2 separate regions of the Homo sapiens genome follow, and region 1 is linked to region 2. A link is an interaction called in ENCODE POLR2A ChIA-PET data of the cell type or tissue named here. Cell type or tissue: GM12878. All regions are shown on one strand. Links, peaks and the distances in the headings refer to the core of each region. The heading gives the core; the rest is flanking DNA. Region 1 has its middle 57 kb from the start of LINC02543. Region 2 overlaps LOC105374939 (a long non-coding RNA gene).

Region 1 (7,781 bases), core at 1,426-5,425, 1.8 Mb after region 2:
GAAACTATGGGAGTTATGCAATGTGTTGTATGAGTCCAGGTTCTTTTTTCTGCAGCATTGGTCCGTAGTTCAAAAGGGGTTATGACCTATAAATGATGAGGAAGTACAGGTATATTAGGCCAATTTGCTTCTTCCAAACAGATCAGGGCATGCTTCCCATTCTCTAACTCAGAGAAAATGTTTTCTATCTCTGGCTTGGCATCAGAGACAGCCTTTCTCCTTCCCCGAGGCAGCCTCTGCCATCTGCCAAATGGTGTTGTTCTGTGACCCCAGTGTCCTTGAAGCCATCCGGAAGTCTTAGAGGGAGGTCCCTAGTGGTCCCAGCATGCTCTAACTCCTCAGGGGACAGGACTGGAACTGAAAAGCAGCCTGTTTCCCACTCTCCCTAGAGCTGAAGGCTCTGTGAGGATGGGCTCTGTGAGCCCAACCATCCCACAGCAGAACTAGGAGCCCATGGAAGGGTTGGCTTGTCCCACCATACTCAGCCCCTTCCAATTCCCCTTCCAACCTTATTCATGCTTCTGTGTTATTTGGGTACCTGCTTATCTCCTCTACTAACTAATAAAATTTTGAGAACAACGACCTGTCATTTTTCTGTATATTAAACAGTATTTAGCACCACGTTTTGCATATAATTCTCAAAATGGTTGGTAATTTTAAAACATCAAAGCTGAGTTGCAGAAAGTTAGAACAGGTCTCCAACGGCTCTGATGGCAGCTTTGGTCACAAGGATGCTGGTTATTTATGTGGTTAGAACCAGGCCCTCAAGAGCTCACTGTGCTAGGAGGGTCTTATCTGGGGAAAGCCAGAGTAGGCCAAAAATAAGAAGGGGATTTGAGAGGGGGAATTTGAGGAGAGAAACTTAGAGCTAGCCTGGGTTCTAATCCCAGCTCTACCACCAACAATCTGTGGGACAGGACACCAGTCAAGGCATGTCTGTATGGCATAGTAGAGTTGGAATGTGAAGCTTGGCTCTCCCATGTATTAGCTGTGAGAGAGGCAGCAGCTTCATGTCCTAGCTCCCTCCTCTTCTTATTATCTGTGTGACCTTGGGCATTAATAAGTCTCCAAAGCCTCAGCTACCTCTCTCCTAAAATACCTGTTCTAGTGATCCTGCTGCTCTGGGTTGAAACTCAGGTGATCCCAAGATGCTGGCTTACCAATCTTCTCTCATGGACCCTGACACCAAACTCACTGGAAACATGGCACTGTTACCCATCAGAAGCCAATTCAAAGGACCTGCCCCCAGAGAGACAAAAGATACAGATATTGTGGATGAAGCCATCTGTTACTTCAAGGCCAATGTCTTCTTCAAAAACTATGAAATTAAGAATGAAGCTGATAGGACCTTGATATATATAACTCTCTACATTTCTGAGTGTTCGAAGAAACTCCAAAAGTACAATTCCAAAATCCAAGGTGAGAAAGAAATGTATACATTGGGAATCACGAATTTTCCTATTCCTGGAGAGCCTCATTTTCCACTTAACGCAATTATGCCAAACCTGCGAACAAACAGGAAGATGAAGTGATGAGAGCCTATTTACAACAGCTAAGGAGAAAGACTGGACTGAGACTTTGTGAGAAAGTTTTTGACCCTCAGAATGATAAACCCAGCAAGTGGTGGGCTTGCTTTGTGAAGAGACAGTTCATGAACAAGAGTCTTTCAGGACCTGGACAGTGAAGGGAGCCTGGGCAGCCACCATCTCCAGAGCCCTGGGCAGCATTTTCCATTAAGATGTACACAATCTTTTGCCTTTATCTCATAAAGTTTTATACAGAAGAGAGAAGAGCATGTCTTCACTTGAAAAACTATTGATCAAGAATTCGGGTGGGGGAAAAGAAAGTGAGGTATCAAAGGTGATCTGAAATTTTCTACAGCATTAAGCTGGTGCTTAATAAGAATAAGTAATAATAAAGAGATTTCTAACATTAAAAAAATACCTATTCCAGAGATTACTAGTGTCTGCCAAGTGCCCTCCATGGGATAGGTACTGTTGTAAGTGCTTTATATGTACTCACTCTTTTGGTCTTTTTAACAATCCTGCAAACTAGGTAGTATTATTATCCCATTTCCAATAACTCAACTGAAGCACATGGGGGTAACTCTCCTACAGTTACCCCACTGTCAAGGGGGTATAGCTGGGATTTGAACCAGGCAGTCTAGCTCCCTGAGTCTGCTTCCTTAACCACCACATTACCACACAGTGACCTGACACAATGCACTGAAATTGCTTAGCATGCAGTAAGAGCTCAACAAATGTCAGTTGCTCGTGATGGTCATTCTGAATCTCCCAGCCTCATTTTCAAGGTGGAGATGATACTACCCAATTCATGGGTAGAGATAACACAGATAAAGCACTGAACAGTACACATAAGACTGGATGCCTGGGTTTGGTTTTTTTTTTTTTTGGTTTTGGCCACATGGCAAGCAGATCGGCTATTTATTTGCACCTATGACACCGACTTAGGGGTTCAACATGCTCTTGTTTGTTGCCGAGTCTGTATTGCTTGGTGTTTTCTAGCTTGCCTAGTGCTTTGCTCATAGCAGATGCTAAAAAATATGGTTCATTTATTTTCCTCAAATCTATAGAATTCCCACCATTCTTGTGTAGGCTACTTTGGAAGGCGGTGTGGGAGAAAGGGTACTTAGGTGCTGAGACAGAACTAATAATTGATCCCACTCCTGATTTCAGTCAGTCCCTATGCCAGGAAAAACTCACTCCTCTCCTTGTGCAATGTATAAGCCTCCCAGAAACTCACTTAAAGGCAATTTCTACTTAATTTGTGCTTTGGGTGTTACAAACACAAGCTTGTAACAGGTCTCCCCTTGTTAATACATGACAGCTATTGCCCTGTTCTTACCATGCCTATGCAGATCAATCCTGTCTGTCTTGGACTTCTGATTGCTACAGGCTGGGGACCATGTCTGTTTGACTTACTATCAATGGCACAATGCCAAGTACCAAGTACCAGGTTCAAAAAATGTTTATTTGCTGATTCAGCAGTTGTATATCCTGTTGGAGGTAGATTCTAGCCTTGGTCATGCACTACCTTGATTTCTGACTCTGTGGCAAGATTCGTGTATCATGCTCTACTAGGTCTTCTCACCTTCATTTTTGTTATTTGGTGGGCAGAGCCTGTGTGCTGAAAAGGGGAAGTGGTTGTGAGTGTGCTGGAGAAAGAGGACCTGGTTCAGCAGATTTTTAGTAATGGGCTTAATCAGGGAGGGCACCTATTATTTACTAAGTACTTACTATGTCAGGCATCAGGTTAGGAGTTCTCCAAATGGATATAAATAAACAGAAAACTTTTGGTGCACCAGTGGTTTGTGGGAGACATTTGGGGGAGCATTCACTGCCTGCTCCTCATATTCCCAGGACTACGACTAGATCAGCAAGTTATTACAGCCCTCACTTCTTGTCTCTCTCCTTATCCATTTCTCCCCAGGAGGAGAAATGAGTTAACGGCTTGTGTCCATGATTTTCAGTGTATGTTGAATAACAGCAACTCAAACATATTAAGTCCTAATCGTTGGCATTTATAAATGTTACCTTATTTGGGAAAGAGCTCTTTGCAGTGTGATTAAGGATTCCGAGATAAAGAGGTATTATTTGTCTGTTAGGACTTCTGTAACAAAATACCACAGACTGTGGGACTTAAACAACAGAAATTTATTTTCTCATAGTTCTAGAGGCTGGATGTCCAAGATCAAGGGGCTGACAAGGCTGGTTTCTCTGAAGACCTCTCTTTGACTTGCAGATAGCTGCATTCTTGCTGTGTCCTCACATGACCATTCCTCTGTGTATGGGCACCCCTACTGTCTCTTCTTCTTATAAGGATACCAGTCCTGTTGAAGTAGGGCCCCACCCACATAACCTCATTTAACCTTAGTTACCTTTTAAAATGCCTTATCTCCAAATATAGTCAGACGGTGGGTCGGGGGTGGTCAGGGCTTTCACATGAATTTTGGGGGACAGAATTCACTCCGTAACAGGTTACTTTGGATCATCCAGGTGGGCCCTAAACCTCATTGCAAGCACCCTTATAAAAGAGAGGCAGAGGGAGATTTGAGACACACACAGAGAGAAGACACACAGAAGGCAGTGTGGCTACACAGGCAGGGACTGGGGTGATGTAACCGTAAGCCAAAGAATGCTGGCAGCCACTAGATGCTGAACAAGGAAGTGTGGTCCTGCTAACATCTTGATTTTGGACTTCTGGCTATCAGAGCTATGAGGGAATAAGTTCCTCTTTCTATCAGGCACCCAGTTTTGTTACAGCAGCCCCCCAAAATGAACACAATTGAATGGTGCTGTTCAAAGACTGAAACCTAACACCTGGAGCGTTGACTTTTTCCTGTCTCTCTCTGTCCAGGATGAAGCAGTAATGCTGGGTAAAAGTGTCAGCTCTGCAGACCAGAGTTTTCTTTCATGTGGAGTGTCCCAGAGTCTAGACTGGGGAGCAGAGTCAGGAAGCAGTATGGCTGAAGTATTCACAGGCCTGCTTGGTCACTTATACCACAGCCATATCCTCTAACCTGGAATTCATTAGGATGAAGCTCAAATTTTGATCTCCACCTATCGGATCCTCTCTATCTCTCTATCAGTTCTTGCTACGGTCTGAATGTTTGTGTCCCTCCCCTCCAAGTTCATAGGTCAAATCATAATCCCCAGTGTCATGCTTTAGGAGGTGGGGCTCTTGGGAAGTGATTAGGTCAGGGAGGAAGATTACTCATGAATGGGACTTGTGCCCTTATAAAAAAGGTGCCAGAGACATCCCTTGCCCTTTCTACCATGTTAGTTCATAGTGAGAAAATGGCCATCAATGAACCGAGAAGTGGCCCTTACCATGTAACACATCTGCCTTGCTCTTGGACTTCCCAGCCTCCAAAACTGTAAGAAATCAATTTCTGTTGTTTGCAAGCTACTTGGTGTATGGTATTTTGTTAGAGCAGCACAAGCAGACTAAGACAGTTCTGAATTGGGATTCTGAAGAGAGGGGTGTTATTTATTAATCCCCTTAAAACCCCAAGAGAATGCATGGGAAATATATCTGTGGACTGGTTGGAGAGAAAAAAAAATTTGTAAACAGGATGTGATCTGTCAGGATCCTCCTGAAAGAAAAGTCAGGGGTGGAAATTAGTAAGGCAAACCAGGGTCAGAGCTTCCCAAGACCATGGGAACCTACCTCTTGCATCAGCGTGACCTGGATGCGAAACATGGAATCAAAGAAGATCATTTTGGAGCTTTAAGATTTGACCACCCTGCTGGATTCGGACTTGCATGGTGCCTATAGGCCCTTTGTTTTGGCCAATTTCTCCCATATGGAATGGCTGTATTTACCCAATGCCTTTACCCCCATTGTGTCTAGGAAGTAACTAACTTGCTTTTGAGTTAATGCTGAAATGAGTTAAGACTTTGGGGGACTGTTGGGAAGGCAGGACTGGTTTTTAAAATGTGAGGACATGAGGTTGGTGGAATGATATGGTTTGGCTATGTCCCCACCCAGATCTCACCTGGAATTCCCACGTGTTGTGGAAGGGACCTGGTGGGAGGTAATTGAATGATGGGGGCAGGTCTTTCCCGTGCTGTTCTCGTGATAGTAAGTATCACGAGATCCAGTGGTGATTATAAGGGTGAGTTTTCCTGCACAAGCTTTCTTCTATTGTCTGCTGCCATGTGAGATGTGCCTTTCCCCTTCCACCATGACTGTGAGGCCTCCCCAGCCACATGGAAGTATAAGTCCAATAAACCTCCTTCTTTTGTTTAAAAAGAAAAAAGAAAAGAAAAGAAATTAGTAAGGCAAGTTCTGACACAAGACTGCCTGGATTCAGATCTGAGCTCAGACCTTCCCAGCTGCATGACTGTGAGCAAATCAGTTTTTTCTCCCCTACTCAGTTTTCCCATCTGTAAAATAGGGCCAAATAGGAGCCCCTCTCTCCTAGATTAAATAAATGTATGGATTAAATAAATATATGCATATAAAGCACTTAGGACAGCTTACACAGAGGCACATAATAAGCCCCCAATAGATGTGAGCTATTATTCTCTAGAAAAATAGTTGAGAGAAAGGGAGAAAAAGAAGTTGCCTATAGATGCAGACATAAACTCTCTTTCTCTAGATGACTGTGGGTAAAATTCAGCAGCATTTAAATGTCTGGTCTGACCCACTGTTGAGATAACCAGTAAAAACTCAAGGCCTCAGGAGGGTGGGGGAAAAGGGAGTTGCAGGTGTTTGCAGGAGGAAGCCATCATTTCAGCCAATAACGGACTTGGTGCATCATGGGCATCTGGCAGCACAGCAAAGGCGCTTTGGCAGCTTCATGTACGGTACAAGTGAGTGAATTACTGTTATGCTAATTAAACTTTTTAATACAGCATCAGGAAAGAGTCTGATCCCTTCATTTCTAATATCTTGGAAATGCAGGGAAGGAGGAGAGGGTCATTGATTCATTAATTCAACACATGTTCATTGAGTTCCTGCTGTGTGCCAGGCACTATTCCAGCCCCTGGAGACATGAGAGTAAATGAAGAAAAGTCCTGGATTCATGGCTTCTATTATAGTGATAGGAGAGAGACAATAAACAAATAAACATGTGAAACATAAATATAACAGTCAGGGCTGGGCGCAGTGGCTCACGCCTGTAATCCCAGCACTTTGGGAGGCTGAGGCAGGCGAATCACAAGGTCAGGAGAGCAAGACCATCCTGGCCAACATGGTGAAATCCCGTCTCTACTAAAAATACAAAAATTAGCCAGGTGTGGTGGTGCACACCTGTAATCCCAGCTACTCGGGAGGCTGAGCCAGGAGAATCACTTAAACCCAGGAGGCAGAGGTTGTAGTGAGCCAAGATCACGCCACTGCACTCCAGCCTGGTGACAGAGCAAGATTCCATCTCAAAAAAAAAAAAAAAAAAAATTACAGTCAGATAATGACATGGGCTATGGAGAAAAATGAAATAGATAAATGAGGAATGAGGAGAGGGTAAGAATGAGATGGTTTTAAATAGAGTGGTAAGTTCCCCAGTGCTGCTAAAACAAATGACCATAAACATAGTCCTTAAACAACAAAAATTTATTTTTATCTTTCTGTTCTAGAGGTCAGAAGTCCTAAAATAAAGGTATCGGCAGGACTGTGTTCCTTTTGGAAGGTTTAGGGGAGAATCCACTTCCTTGACTTTTTCAGCTCGTGAGGCCGCCCCCATCCCTTGGCTCATAGCCCCTTCCTGTATCTTCCAAGCCAGCAGTGTGGCAGATTCATATTTCTCTCTGATGCTCTTTCCACCATCATATCTCCTTCTCTGACTCTGTCTCCTGCCTCCCTCCTATAAAGACTCATGAGTACAATGGGCACACCTGGATTATCCAGGATCATCTCTCATCTCAAGATCCTCAGCTTAATTATGACTGTAAAGTGTCTCTGCCATGTAAGGTAGCAGGTTCTGGGAATTAGGACATGGATATCATTGGAAGGCCATTATTCTACCTACCATGATAGTCAGAAAAGACCCCAGTGAGAAGGTGACATTGAGAGAAGCAAGGATGTATGCCATGCAGTTAGCTAGGGAAGAGCACACCAGGCCACAAATGAGAGGCAGGTCTGGAGTGTTTGAGGAACAGAAAGGGCCTGATGAGCTGCAGAGGAGGGAGGAGGGGAGAGTAGCAGGTGCTGAGGTCAGAGGTAAAGGGGGACCAAATTCCACAGGCCCTTATAGGTCACTTTGAGATCTTCTCTGCCAACCCCACCCTGTTTGTGAAAGACTGAAACAGACTATGGTC
Region 2 (7,781 bases), core at 2,122-6,121:
ATCTTGAGGAAACACGCATACACAAACACGCGGAGAAAGAGAGACACACACACATATCCATATGTTCACAACCACATATATACCCACTCTCATATAGGCATGTCCTCAAATGCACAAATCTGGAGTTGCAGCTCTTCTCATCCAGACACAGGCAGCAGCCCAGGACCCTCCGATTGCTCAGTAACCTGAGGTCATGGGGGGGATAAAGGAGCCTTATCACTTAGATAACATGTTTTGAACCCAAACACCAACAGTCAATGGATAAATAAAGTATTTTATTTAAATACCAGTCCTTTGATAAATAAAGGCTATCGAAATCAGCTTGAGGTCTTGGGGACTGAGTCTGACCCAGGCAGAGACCCCGTGGGAAGTCCTCTGGCTCAGCTGGGTGGTCTTGGTCCTGCCTGACTCTGGCCTAGTTGCCCCGAGTCCTCAGGGTCAGGAGTCAGACCTTGCTCCCCAGCCTGACTTTCCTGTGCCCAGTCTTAGCCCCTGGCACACACTCTCACATCCTTGATGCTGGTCTCCCACCTTCCTGGGCCCTCCTCACACCCTCACTGCCTGCCCCATTCCTGCTTGGACCAAATGGCCACACTCAGAGCCCGATGAGATCTTGGCTTTTGCTACCAGACATCTGACCCCTCTCTTTCCTGGCAGGCTGGCCTCCTTGTACAGATCTACTTTCTGGACTCATGTACCCACACAAGCCTGCCTTTGGAATGGTAGAGAGTTGACTGTGCTATCATGTTTGAATCTTCAGGGAAGGTCTATTCGGCTGGCCATGAGACATGAGAAAGGCTGCCTTTACCTTTGCGACATCATAATCTTCTCATGTAAGTTACTGAAAATACCGTTGTCAAGGAGCTTTCACTTGTTTTCTTCCCTATCATGGAAGTGACCAGAGACAAAGTTGAACTCGCTCTTCCCTTTTGGCTTGATGCTGACCTGTGGTACCTAGAGGGCATTTATAGAATGTCCTATAAAAATTCTGTAGGGTATTAAAAGAGGATGGGGATAGGGGGCTCCTCACTGGCCTCATGACATAGTGACATCCCACAAAGGGAGAAGGTGTAATTGTGGAACACAGTATTCAAAATCTGGAATGTTCAAGACATATGCCTACCATATCTAACAGTAGTCTCTTGGGTCAGACATATCTGGGCATCAATTTCCTCATGTGTACTAGTGGACGTTTTAATATCACCTGTCAGAATCATCATAAGGATTAAATGGTGTGATGTGTATGTCTGGTTAGTATCACTCAGTGGATGTTTGTTTCTTTTGTCTTACTGGTACCAGTAGAATGTGCTTTCAGTGGCATTGTTGATATACATTCTTAAAAATAAAACCCTTAGGCAAGCTTAGGTGCTTTTTCATATGAAGTGGGCTTGCTCCCATTGCAGGTAGAGATAAACGCTCTGTCATTTCTGCTGTTCCTGCCGGCAGCTGCGCTCAGGTCTGTGCACGTGGGGGAGACCTTCCCTGGCCTTCCTCAGAACCATCATGTCTGCAGCATCCCCAGGGCTACAAGACAGCAAGGAAGTGAGGAAGAGCAAGCAACAACCTGGTGCTAAACAAATATCAGCTTACAAGTGACTTGTCTCAGGAATAATTCTTGCACCTGTAGAGCAGACAGCCCATATCAGGACCAGTGACTGGGGAATAAACACCCTGAAAGGCAGTCGTAGGACTTACTGACAGCTCTACTGTGTCCACAGCTGATGTCCACCTTAGAGAAAAAACTAGGTGCTGATGTCCATAGCTTTTAGTCACAAACAGAAAAGAAGCCCACCTCTCGCTTTTCTGTTTCAAAGAGCAAAATTCTGCAAACACAGTTGAGGGTCAGTGTTTGGGGCAATGCCTAGTGAGGGGTGAGCGTATGGAGGGCTATGTTAGCACCTCCCACCTTGCTCCTGAGCCCCAGGCAGAGGCTACTCATGTGCTGCCGCTGATGTTGCTTGAATTCCTGAAACATTCTGCAGCACCCTACAGAGAGGTATACATGTAAATTACTTTGATCCTTGCCGGATTATTACGGGTGTTACACCCCCACCATTGAAAACTGTTAACAAATCATTTCAGAACCCTCAAGTGGCCCCATTAAGCTGTGATAGGAACAGCCACGGGCCAAATAACGGTGAAGAAGTTTGTCTTTGGTATCCCCTTGTTATGCCTGCTCTCCTCTTTGTGTGATTTTTCCTCTCTGAGCTAAAACCCATCACCCAGCCACGCACAAGGAACTGGTCACCTCATGCTGACCCTGGCCATCAAGCGTCCTCTCCTTAAGGTCCCAGACAAGCCTGCTGCCACCAGATGTTGTATATCATGACATAAATGAGAGGTTGCATACAGACAGCCATAGGTGTGTTTGGTTTGTCTTGCAAAAGTGTTTTGAACAAAAATCAACCATTTGCAGCATTTAAGAGATTTCATATAATATCTATATCCAATCCTCTGAAAAAAAAACTTGAAAGATTTGACGTTGGTTGACATTTTCCCATTAGCAACAATTGGTGGGAGCTAAGTGGTGGCTTCTCTTAGTTGGGTGATTACTGTCCAGTTTGCCATAGTCCTCACTACTCTCTGTTGCTTTTCTTCTCACATGGTTCACATTTATTGTCAGGTAACTGGCTTTCTTTGTTCCCTCACATAACCCTTCTGGCCCTGTAGGTAACTGGATTTGCAATCACTGCTTTAGATCTTGCAAGCCTCCTCCCTCATCACCTGCTTTCATCCAAACTTCGTCAACTTGTGCCCATTTTCTCAAGCTACCCTGTTTTTGACAGCCAAAGGAGCTCTAATAGGATCAGCAAACTTATGGAAAAATATAAATGGTCCTTAAGGGTTTGATATCTTTATCAGTTAATTATACCCATGATAATGCTGCTTAAAAACCAATCACAAAATCTCAGCAGCATATAGCAGAAGGCATTTATGGAGTTCAGATAGTCAGCCCACGAGATGAAGGCTGGCTCTAGGCTGGGTTCAGATTGGGGATGGGTTGACTTTGCACCATATGTTTCTCATATTCTTCCTGGCACAAATGGGCTAGCCTGGACATGTTCTTCTCATGATGATGGTAGAGATGAAGGAGAGAAAGTGGAATTAATACACCTTGATTTCTGCTTCATTCCATGGGCAAGAAGTCACACTACAAACTGTATGAAGCACCCTTGACATAAGTGACTCCATCTTAGAAAAAAACTCCATCTTACATTTCATAGGGCACTTGCCAATAGGGACAAGATATTTTGCTTAATAAATAAATTAATAAGTAAAGACTGCAACCAACCAGATAAGGACATAAATAAGCACAATCTTCCACTATCATTCTTCACCAGAGGACACTGCAGCCATAAAAAGGGCAGGAGGAGGACTTCAGCGCTTGAAACAGTGGTTTTTTGTTTGTTTGTTTTGTTTTGTTTTGAGATGGAGTTTTGCTCTTATTGCCCAGGCTGGAGTATAGTGGTGCGATCTCAGCTCACTGCAACCTCTGCCCCATGGGTTCAAACAATTCTCCTGCCTCAGCGTCCTGAGTAGCTGGGATTAAAAGCGCGTGCCACCACGTCCAGCTAATTTTTGTATTTTTAGTAGAGATGGGGTTTCACCATGTTGGCCAGGCTGGTCCCGAACTCCTGACCTCTGGTGATCCACCCGCCTCAGCCTCCCAAAGTGCTGGGATTACAGGTGTGAGCCACCACACCCGGCTGAAACAGCTGTCTTAATCAACACTGTCTTGCTGTCACTCAAGATAAGCTCCTTGGCATCTGCCATGAAAGGCTCTGGCATCTGCCACGAAAGGCTCTACCCACATCAAAGGTGTTCCTTGCAAGACCACTGGACTGCCTGGCCCAGACCAGGAGATTCTTTTTGTCTCTGTTGCTCTTCATGGACTGGTTCATTAACCATTTTTTCCCATTTCTTTTCTCTTGATGTTAAATGTTATTTTGTTTGTTGTAGATGTTTAACCCATAACATTTATATATTGATTAGGTGTACTATTATGTATAATTTGCAATATAGAGTGACTTGTGGAGTGGCTTCAGCCTCTGTGCCTGTGACTCTGACTGCCCAGTGAACAGGAAGTGCTAACGAGAATTGCCTCCTTGGGGACCTGATGTAGCTAGTGGCTTTTGTGATTGAAATAGCATCAGTAAAAGTCTGTCAATGTGAAAAGACACAAATGTGCATGGACCTGGTTACCTCTGATCTTGCACCACTCATGAGACAAACCCAAGGTCAAGAGGTGGGGGAGTTATTCCCACCCACAGCTCAAGGGCACAGCAAATTTATAAGGCATGTGTGAGTAAAGAATTAACTCTACCCAGAGAGAGGTCTGACCTTTGCCGTTCACTACTAGGAGGTAACCCCTAGGCTCCTGGAATATCAAGACTGATAGAAATGTCTTTGTTTGTCTAGGGGCATTGGCCACTTGACAGTCTAAAAATATGATTTGCAATGGAGGCATTTGGTGGAGGTGATGTTAGCTCTGCCTTTGGAGGAACTAGAGAATCATGTCAGCCACATGGGCAGTAGTGATTGAGCTGCAATAAAAACTCTGGCCACTGAGGCTCAGGTGAGCATCCCTGCTTGGCAATATTCCATGCATATTGTCACACATCATGGCTGGGAGGAGGTACCACTGTCCATGACTCCATGAAAAGAGGATGCCTGGAACCTCCACATTGGACCTCTCTTGGACTCTGCCCTAGGCTTCTCTTCCTTAGCTGGTTTTAATCTGTATTCTTTCTCTGTAATAAATGGTAACCATGAGTATAACAGCTTTCAGCCACTTCATGAGTCCCTTCAGTGCACTATCATACTCAAGGGTGGCTTTGGGAACCCCTCAAACTTGAATTGATGTTGGAAGCGAGGGTCCCCTGACTTAACGTTTGGCCTCAACTCTCACAGCATGAAAACAAGGTGTGAAAATGAAAGCTGATAATGCAAATTGCCACAATATTTCTCTCAAGTACCTCTGTCTTCATTGATACATTAATTCAGCAAACATTTATTGAGCACCTACTACATGCCCAATGCTATTCTTGGACCTGAGACTAAAGGAAGTGAATAAGACATGGCCTCCACATTCTAATGGAGGAGAAAAAATATAAATAGGCATACAAATATGTGCGATAATGTCAGATTGAGAGAAGTGCTGTGGGGGAAAATTAAGACAAGGTACAGGGATGGTGCAGGGCTTAGATCTTTTAGATAGATGGTCAAGAGAGACTCTTCTGGAAGAGTAACATTTGAACACACTTGGGTGAAATGAATGAGGAAGTTGGGCTGTGATTCTGGGCAAGAAGTTTCTAGAGAGAGGGACAAGCAAGCTCAAAGGTGCAGCAAGAAGCATACAAGCAGGAGATTTCAGCATAGAAGTTCCTGCCTTTAAAAAAAAAAAAAAAAAAGGCAGCCTGGCATGGTGGCTCACGCCTGTAATCCCAGCACTCTGGGAGGCCAAGGCGGGTAGATCACCTGAGGTCAGGAGTTCAAGACCAGCCTGGTCAACACAGTGAAACCCTTTCTCTACAAAAATTAGCTGGGCATGATGGCAGGTGTCTGTAATCCCAGCTACTCGGGAGGCTGAGACAGGAGAATTGCTTGAACCTGGGAGGTGGAGTTTGCAGTGAGCTGAGATCACACCATTAAACTCCAGGCTGGGCAACAGAGCAAGACTTCATCTCAAAAAAGAAAAGAAGAAAAGAGAAGAAAAGAAAAGAGAAGAGAAGAGAAAAGAAGAGGCTTGCTTTACATGGTCCTTGAAGGACTGTGTTGTGCCTGTGGAGAGACTTTCCACTAAGTGCCTCAAATCAAGCCTGAGACCAATATCTCTGTGTTTTGTTTTTGTGTCACTTGCTGGATTATGCGGTTTCTTCCTCATGTTCAACAAAGGAATTGTTTCACCTCCCTCTTTCCTCCTTGGCAGAGGATGGACACTCTCTCTACAGGCTTTTAGTTTCTAAGAGAAAAAAAGAAAGCAAAGACAAAGCACGAGAAATAAGAGTTATTTCTATTTATTTGGTTCATTCGGTGAACAAACAAGCCCATAACTGGAAAGTACAGGGTGACTAAGAAGTAGCCCTCAGGGAAAAACCTGATGGGAAATTTTATTTAAAAACACAATTTACATAGCCACACTTTGGGCTTTCCTTCCAGCCCTTCTGTGGTTCTCAATGGCCCATGGGTGTTCAGGCCTTAACGCTGGGGAGTGCCGCCAGCAGTGGAGGTGTTCGCGAAGGTTCTACTGGCTTGAGGGAAGGGCTGTGGTAATGGGAACCCGAGACCTGGAGGCCAGCAGATAAGAGCTCTCCGCTGGGGAGCAGAGTCAGAAGGGGCTGAGCACAGAAGGCTTGACTCTCAGCCAGAGCTCAACAAGGGGCAGCTGCTGCGGTAGTCCGTGGGCAGGCCTAGGTTAAGTGCGTTCTTTTCACTCAAAAGCCCTTCTCTGGAAAGGAGGCTCAGAAGGCACACTTGGGGCAGAGGGGAACCCCCGCCTTCCCCTTTTACAGAACTTCCTCATCCTGCAGATCAGTCCAGCCAGGAAGTCAGGCTGGGTAGAGAGCTGGGTGCCTGGGAGTACCATGGGTTTTGCCCCCATTGCTGGCAGCAGTCATCAGGTGAGCTATTTCCAGCCTATCACAAACTTCTTTCTGCCTATTTATGATCCATTCAGCATCTGACAGGTGTCTAAGGCAGACAGCAGAAACGTGTTCACTGGCCCCCCTCCCTCGGGACTTTTTCTTAAAGGGCATGCCTTACTCTCATTTCCTTTTTCTCCTAATCCTCTCTCCTCCCCTGAATTCTCCCATCACTAGTTCTCTCCCTCCTTGTAGAACCACCTTCTGCCCCTGCATCCCAGTCCCCCCAGACCCTCAGTGAGAAACTGTGTAGAACTCCAGAGAGGCAAGCAAGGTCCACTGTGAGAAATGGTATTCAATGGCCAGGCACGGCGGCTCATGCCTGTAATCCCAGCACTTTGGGAGGCTGAGGTGGGAGGATCACTTGAGCTCAGGAGTTCGAAACCAGCCTGGGCAACATAGTGAGACACTCCCCCAGCAACTCCAGAAAAAGGAAACTGTATTCTACTGTGTAAACTTCTTGAGAATGGTCTTTTCTTATGCACCACTTACCAGCTGCTTAGTGAATGTTTAATAGTGAATTAAAACTTCCCTCTCTCCACACCCGTTCCCCATGAGTCCCTGACTTGGGAGGGGCAGGTGAGAGAACTAATAAAACATTCTAGAGCTTTCTCCCCTGGCTCCCAAACTCTGACCAGCTTCTCAAATGTCTAGGTTCACAATGTTCTGCCATGCTCTGTCAGGATGCTCTCTGAGATAAATTAAATGATGAAGCCCTGGCCGTGATGCAAATTGCAATCAGACAGGAAGGTTTGAGGGTCAGAAGAAAGGGAGAGGGACCTGGCTAGCTTTGTTCCTTGCCCAAGGTTACCAAATGCTTGCCTTGGCAGTGAGAATGCGTAACCACAATGTTTTCTAATGATTTTCGGTTTTTCTCTTTCTATAGTCACAGCAGAGAAAACATGAAGGTGACAGCCAGTGGTTTCAGAAAGGCAAGAAGCTCTTCCTCTGCATTCACCTTTCTTTTCCCTTTTCACTGAAAGCGAAGATCAACATACGGGTAAGCCCCTCTCGTACATTCGAGGAAGAACACAAGTCAGGACTCAGAGCTACTGAATTTCCACTCCCACTCCCACGCCAGACACACGCTGCGAAATACTGTCTGGTTTTTTATGATAAGGTAGCTGTAGTTAGCCTGAA

Evidence for each region. ChIA-PET counts read pairs that join two places held together with the same protein. Peaks named below come from ENCODE experiments on the same cell type or tissue, not always from the same donor. Only the 100,000 strongest peaks of a DNase experiment are listed, where the experiment ranks them.
Region 1: POLR2A ChIA-PET joins it to region 2 with 6 read pairs; 1 of 35 experiments calls an interaction of 5 or more read pairs at or near these places.

What each region holds. Positions count from the first base shown.
Region 1 is chr6:15,933,634-15,941,414 of GRCh38, forward strand. It overlaps the pseudogene ARPC3P5. Among named protein-coding and RNA genes, the nearest start is that of LINC02543, 57 kb to the right of the region's middle. In GM12878, for the core only: no CTCF peak of the experiment used is centred there; a DNase peak (open chromatin) is centred at 3,098; H3K27ac peaks cover 357 bases.
Region 2 is chr6:14,102,619-14,110,399 of GRCh38, forward strand. LOC105374939 (a long non-coding RNA gene) reads left to right here. Exons shown (of 3, transcript XR_926500.3): 2 at 658-833; 3 at 4,420-4,666. It overlaps LOC124901265 (a long non-coding RNA gene), which reads left to right and starts at 6,145. Exons shown (of 2, transcript XR_007059464.1): 1 at 6,145-6,620; 2 at 7,528-7,781. RefSeq lists a cis regulatory region at 6,010-6,797 and an enhancer at 6,434-6,573. In GM12878, for the core only: no CTCF peak of the experiment used is centred there; no DNase peak of the experiment used is centred there; H3K4me3 peaks cover 338 bases; H3K27ac peaks cover 1,021 bases.